2 separate regions of the Homo sapiens genome follow, and region 1 is linked to region 2. Evidence: chromatin loops called from intact Hi-C (ENCODE). Cell type or tissue: PC-3. All regions are shown on one strand. Each heading gives the region's core, and the rest is flanking DNA. Links, peaks and the distances in the headings are about the cores only.

The links. Hi-C counts contacts between places; a loop is a spot of excess contacts. Peaks named below come from ENCODE experiments on the same cell type or tissue, not always from the same donor. Only the 100,000 strongest peaks of a DNase experiment are listed, where the experiment ranks them.
Region 1: it touches region 2 in a loop (5-fold over the local background); 8 of 110 quality-filtered maps call a loop at or near these places.

What each region holds. Positions count from the first base shown.
Region 1 is chr3:124,811,640-124,814,554 of GRCh38, reverse strand. All of the region lies in intron 8 of ITGB5 (integrin subunit beta 5), which reads left to right. Among named protein-coding and RNA genes, the nearest start is that of ITGB5, 74 kb to the left of the region's middle. RefSeq lists an enhancer at 1,493-2,097. In PC-3, for the core only: no CTCF peak of the experiment used is centred there; a DNase peak (open chromatin) is centred at 1,554; H3K4me3 peaks cover 402 bases; H3K27ac peaks cover 2,022 bases.
Region 2 is chr3:124,877,701-124,880,615 of GRCh38, reverse strand. The region is part of intron 1 of ITGB5 (integrin subunit beta 5); the gene reads left to right. Among named protein-coding and RNA genes, the nearest start is that of ITGB5, 8.2 kb to the left of the region's middle. In PC-3, for the core only: no CTCF peak of the experiment used is centred there; a DNase peak (open chromatin) is centred at 1,695; H3K27ac peaks cover 1,750 bases.

The sequences.
Region 1 (2,915 bases), core at 143-2,642, 66 kb after region 2:
CAGTGAGCTATGATTGTATCACTGTGCTCTAGCCTGGGTGACAGAGTGAGACTCTGTCTCTTTTTTTTTTTTTTTTAAATTGGAAAAGAATTGTAAAGCCTTATTGACATATAATTAACATACAGCAAACTGTACTGATTTAAAGTGTATAATATGAGTGTTGGCACAGGTATACACCTGTGAAACCGTCGCCACCATAGAGATACTGAACATGTTCATTACTCCAAAAAGTGACCCTTGATAATTCCCTTCTTCCACCCCTCCCTTCAGGTGAAATTTAAAATATATATATTAAATATAGAAATGTAAAACTGCAAGATATTTGAAGCAAGTTCAGTTGGTCAAAGCCATGTCAGGGGTATGTTGGTTTCCTGTGTTGATTAGAACCTGTGATACTGTGGTACGATAAGATATATATATAGGTCTCTGCCCCTAGTTCCTAATATAAAGCCCCTAAAACCTTTATAGATAAGGACACTAGGAGAATCTTTTGTTATTATATTTGGTCTTTAACGCTGGTTCCCGACACAGAGTTTCCAAGACCATTGTAGTTTCCTGGGTAATAGGAACATCTTTTGTTCTAATGAGGTGACTCTTGGGGGGTGCTCCTGGACAGCCTCAGGATGGTGGCTGGTTGCCAGGGGAACCAGCCATGTGATTAGAGGGTTGGAACTTTCAGCCCCACTCCATGACCTCTGGGGAGGTAGAGAGGGGCTGAAGGTTGAGTGGATCACCAGTAGCCAGAGATGTGACCAGTCATGCCCATGTAACAATGCCTCCATGAAAACCCAGAAGGCCTGGATTTGGAGGGCCTTGGGAAAGCTGTGGGACAGGTTCCTGGAGAGTGGCACCAGAGAGGACAGGGAAGTTCTGCACCCTCCTCACACACCTTGCCCTGTTTCTCTTCATCTAGCTGTTCATCTGCAGCCTTTATCTCTTATTCATATGTGGGTAAGTGTAAACAAACTGTGTCCCTGAGTTCTGTGAGCCATTCTAGCAAATTGATGAAAGAAGGAGAGGGGTCATGGGAATTTGAATTTATAGCCGATCAGTTGGAAGTATAGATGACAACCTAGTACTTGTGATTGGCATCTGCGGTGGGGGCAGTCTTGTGGGCTGAGCCCTTCACCTGTGGGACCTGACACTATGTCCAGGTAGATAGTGTCAGAATTGTGCTGAATTAGAAGATAACCAACCAGTGTCCAGTAGAGAATTGCATGGTGTGTGGGGGAAAAATCCTCACATCTGGTGTCAGAAGTGTTGTGTTGAGTGGTGTGTGAGAGTAGAGTAGGAAAAACAGTTTGGGTTTTTCCTTCCAAGTACTCATCTTACTTGCTCCTGTCCTGGCCAACGGGAAAGGCTGGGCTGGGCTTCAAGCTCCTTGCACTTGGACTTTTCCCAACTTTGAGCCCCAGCACGGGCCCCTGGTCCATGTGGGGTGTGCCGGGGCAGCAGGAGAGGTTTTCGTCAGCTCTGCTCTCCTTTCACCTGCTCCGCATCCGGCCAGAGTCCAGTCACAGCTCTCTCCAGACCGCTTGTGTTTTTGTCACCTCACCGTCCGAGTGGTTTGTGTTGGATTTCATGAGTCATGCAACACATGACTAAGTGTGGGTGTTGGCTTTTACCTCCCCTAGAGTGCTGGCAGACCATCTGTGGGGACATTCTGAGCAGATTTGGGTTGGAACATATGTAACAGATGCAATGGCTGTGGTATTTGGCCAGGCTGAGGAGGGAGCAAAATGGAAAGGGTATGTTTAATTTCATGTCTTGTAGAATCAAGTCTGGTGTACACATCTCTCCGAGTGTGAAATCAAGTTGGATTTATACATTTTTTCTTGCTGTGCCAAATTCTTCACTGTGAGAAATCACCAAGTCTTCCCAAGGGAGTTTGGCAATGTGGTGCTTTGCTCTGTAATAAGTGCTGGTGAGAGAATCCCCTCCTGAGCTCAGCCGTGGAGCCCTGGGTCCACACGTGCAGAGGGGGCTGGCCTCATGTTGCACCCAGAAAGGCCTCTTTTCAGTGTGGGAGCGAACAGAATGAGTTGGAAAGCACTGGAGCTGCATGTGGAGGGTGACTTCAGAAGCTGTGGTGTATTTTTCTCTAGCAGAGCACATGTTTCTCTTTTTGTTGTTGCCATAAAGTCTGCTCCCACCCACTCCACAGCTGGCCCGACTTAAAGCAATTGCAGATGTGACCTAACCTGACCGAGTATTTAATAGCCTTTACACTTCTGACATTCCCAACATCATCTTGTTTCCTACTGGAGAACTAAGGAGTGCACCTTGAGGGGCGAATCTGGTAGGAGTTAATGGAATTTTAGGAGTCACACATAAAAGTCTTCATGTGTAAGAACTGCACTTTGACTCCATCCATTCACTTATTCAACAGATATATACCAACAGCCTAATGTGTGACAGGGATCATGCTGCACCTTGGAAATAAAATAGTGAGCAAAACACAGTCCTGCCCTCCAGCACTCATAGTTTTGGGGGCAGAGACCCTTACAACCACGATACAACCTGATGATCTCTTTCCAAAGTCACAGAGCCAAATTCCTTTTTATTTTTTTATTTTTGTTTTTTACCTTATCTGTGGACAGAGAGCCAATTTCCAAAGAAAGAAGTGCATATCAGGTGTGGGGATTAGAAAGAGCCCTGGGGTGGGTCAAGAAAGCCTGCACCCGGTCCTGTGCAGCAGAGTGGTCCCAGGCCACCTTTTCCTTGCCCTGACCTCCAGCTTCCATACATGAGAGGTTTGGGCTGCATCATCTCCACGGTTCCTGCTGCCTGAAATGTCTTAAGAGTTTCTGATTCCAGAGACTCTGTGGGTAGCAGGAATAATACAAACTTTATATCAGAACATGGGGCTTATGGCCTGAGTAGAACATAAGAGTCCATTTCCATCTAATTCTTAG
Region 2 (2,915 bases), core at 163-2,662:
AAAAGACAGAATCTCGCTCTGTCACCCAAGTTGGAGTGCATTAGCGTGATCATGGCCCACTGTAGCTTGAACTCCTGGGCTCAACTGCTCCTCCCACCTGGTCCTTGCAAATTGTTGGGATCACAGAAGTGAGCCAGTGTGCCTGGCCCTTAAAAAAGCCTTCAAAGAATTTAGAGCAGTTTTAGATTTCCAGAAAAATTGAGAAGATAGTGCAAAGAGTTCCCATCTACCTCACACCCAGTTTTGCCTATTATTAACATCTTACATTAGTATGGTACCTTTATTATAATTAATGAACCATATTGATATGTTATTATTAACTAAAGTCCATCAGTTTAGATTTCTTTAGTGTTTACCTAAGTCCTTTTTCTGTTCTAGGATCCCATCCAAGATACCACAATACATTGAGTTGTCATGTCACCTTGGGTTCCCATGGCTGTGACAGTTTCTCAGTCTTTTCCTTGTTTTTTATGACCTTGACAGTTTTAAGAAGCACTGGTCAGATATTTTGTAGATCATCCCCCTCTTGGGATTTTCTGATTTTTTCCCGTGATTAGACAGAGTTAGGTGATTTTGGAAGAAGAACATAGAGGTAATCAATTGCCTCTTTAAAAAAATACCTTTTGATAGGTAATATAGTCCCATAATTTTTAAAAGTATAACTCATATCAAGCGAGAAGCCTCTCTTTCTTGTTGCCCATCAGTGTGGGATATTTCTGTGACCCCCTTTTCTAAATAAATTGTGCCTATATAGTTCCTATTATAAAGCTAATAAGCTTTCTTATGTATCCTGAGGGTTTCTATGGATATGTTACGAATATCCCTCTTTCATTTTTATTCAGAGGCAGCACAAAACACAGTATGTATCTTGCTTTTTATTTTTAACTTAGCGATGTATTGGGGTAAGCTTCCTGTCAATACAGAGAGCATGCTCATTCTTTCTTTATAGCTGTCTAGCACTCCATTATATGAATTGGTGTTTTAAAAATAGAAGTCAGATCTGTAAGGCTGGTATTGTTGAGTGTTGTGCAGATGTCTGATGTTCATAAAGGCAGTCTTGAATGAGAACTGCTGGGATAGAACCTTCCTAGGGCATATTTGCATTTCATGGTAACATTTAGACATATGGCTATTTAGTTGCTGGAGTCTATACTGGGACTCTTTTGTCCATTGTGTGACAAATGTGAGGGCCTGGTTCAGGGTGTGGGGAGAAGCATTCCAGGGCATTGCCATCTTCAAGGCAGAAAGGCCATTTCAGCTTCTGTATTCACTTCTGTTATCCTACTGAATATTTTGGATCAGGAAATTCCAACTGCAGATGTATGTTTTAGTAGTAGTTGTCTGACCTTGGACCCATGGGGTGTACAGAAGTGGAGAGAGGCTGAATGGAAGGAGGCCAGCCAGGAGGCTATGGCAGGAATTTAGACCAGAGGGCCTGGCTTGGGTTGTTGGGGCTAGAGGTTGCAGACAGGAAGGGTTGGCTTAGGATAAACATTTCTTGCATCTTGAAAGGAGTGATCAACCGGATGCGGTGGCTCCTTGAATGATTGATGAAACACAGGGGTGAGTCAGTGAATTTTGGAAGAACATATTTTTAGATTACAGTTTGCAGTAAACACTGGGCTTCAGAGACGTGAGGCAAAAGAGATACATGGAGTTGCCACCGAGCTGGGAATAGTCACTATGCAAACAGCAAAGAAGATGAGATGTGGCTATCATCTGGGCTGCTAGTTCCTGTTTCCATGACCTAGACCTAACACTGACATTTGTGAACTCCGTGTGTTTAGTTTTTTATTCATTGCTTCCTTCCTTTTCAAAATGCTTATTGGTGCCAAATGACTCATCCAGCAAAGTCCAAACTCTGAAATATTAATAGGTGGAGAGAGGAGAGATGCCAAAGGGAGTGAGTCTGACATTACACATACCAGCACACAGCCTGTGGTTTTGGATCCTGGAGTACCTGTCTGGTACCTGGTACCCGGCACACTGTGAGTTCCTGGACATCAAGGGCTGGTAGGTCATTCACCTGTGCATTTCTAGCATCCCCCCAGTCCAGTGCTCAGCGTTTAGGGTGTGTTAAGTGCAGAGTTTCTTGAATTTGAATGTGTCCCAACAGCAACTGAATTTTAGGGCAATCATTTTGAGTACAAACGACTTTACTTTTCCATGTGAATATTTAATAATAACAGAAACAGTTAGTAATGCTATATGACAAATTGTTTTACAGTTGTTCATGATGTTTTCATACCAGGTGACTATCACATCCTTTGAGTTTCTTTGGTATTGTGTCCAATTAAGTAAGGGCTTTTAGGCTGGTGGACCAGAAGACCAGAGCTCAGTCTGATCTGCATCAGAATTGAGGAGCTCTTATTGTCCTGAGCCCTGGACCTCCAGCCCAAGTTCCCAGAGCTCATGATGAGGCTCTGGTAATTATAAAGTGTTGTTTGCAAATGTATGTGGCTTTGAAGCTGGATACGGTGGCTCACGTCTATAATCCCAGCACTTTGGGAGGCTGAAGTGGGCAGATCACTTGAAGTCAGGAGTCGAAGTCAGAAGACCAGCCTGTCCAACATGCTGAAACCCTATCTCTATTAAAAATACAAAAATTAGCCAGGCGTGATGGCATATGCCTGTAATCTCAGCTATTCAGGAGGCTGAGGCAGGAGAATCACTTGAACTTGGGAAGCAAGGTTGCAGTGAGCCAAGATCATGCCCCTGCAGTCCAGCTTGGGCAACAAAGCAAGACTCTGTCTAAAAAAAAAAATTATGTGGCTTTGATCAGAGTCCTACGTGAGGCCTTTGACCTCAAATTCCTTTCTGATAAAGGGGCTGTTACAGATCTCCAGAGGACCCTAGAGCTCAGCAGGTCACACCAGCCCTACATCCAAGATGGCAGAGGGACCACCAGGCAGGTA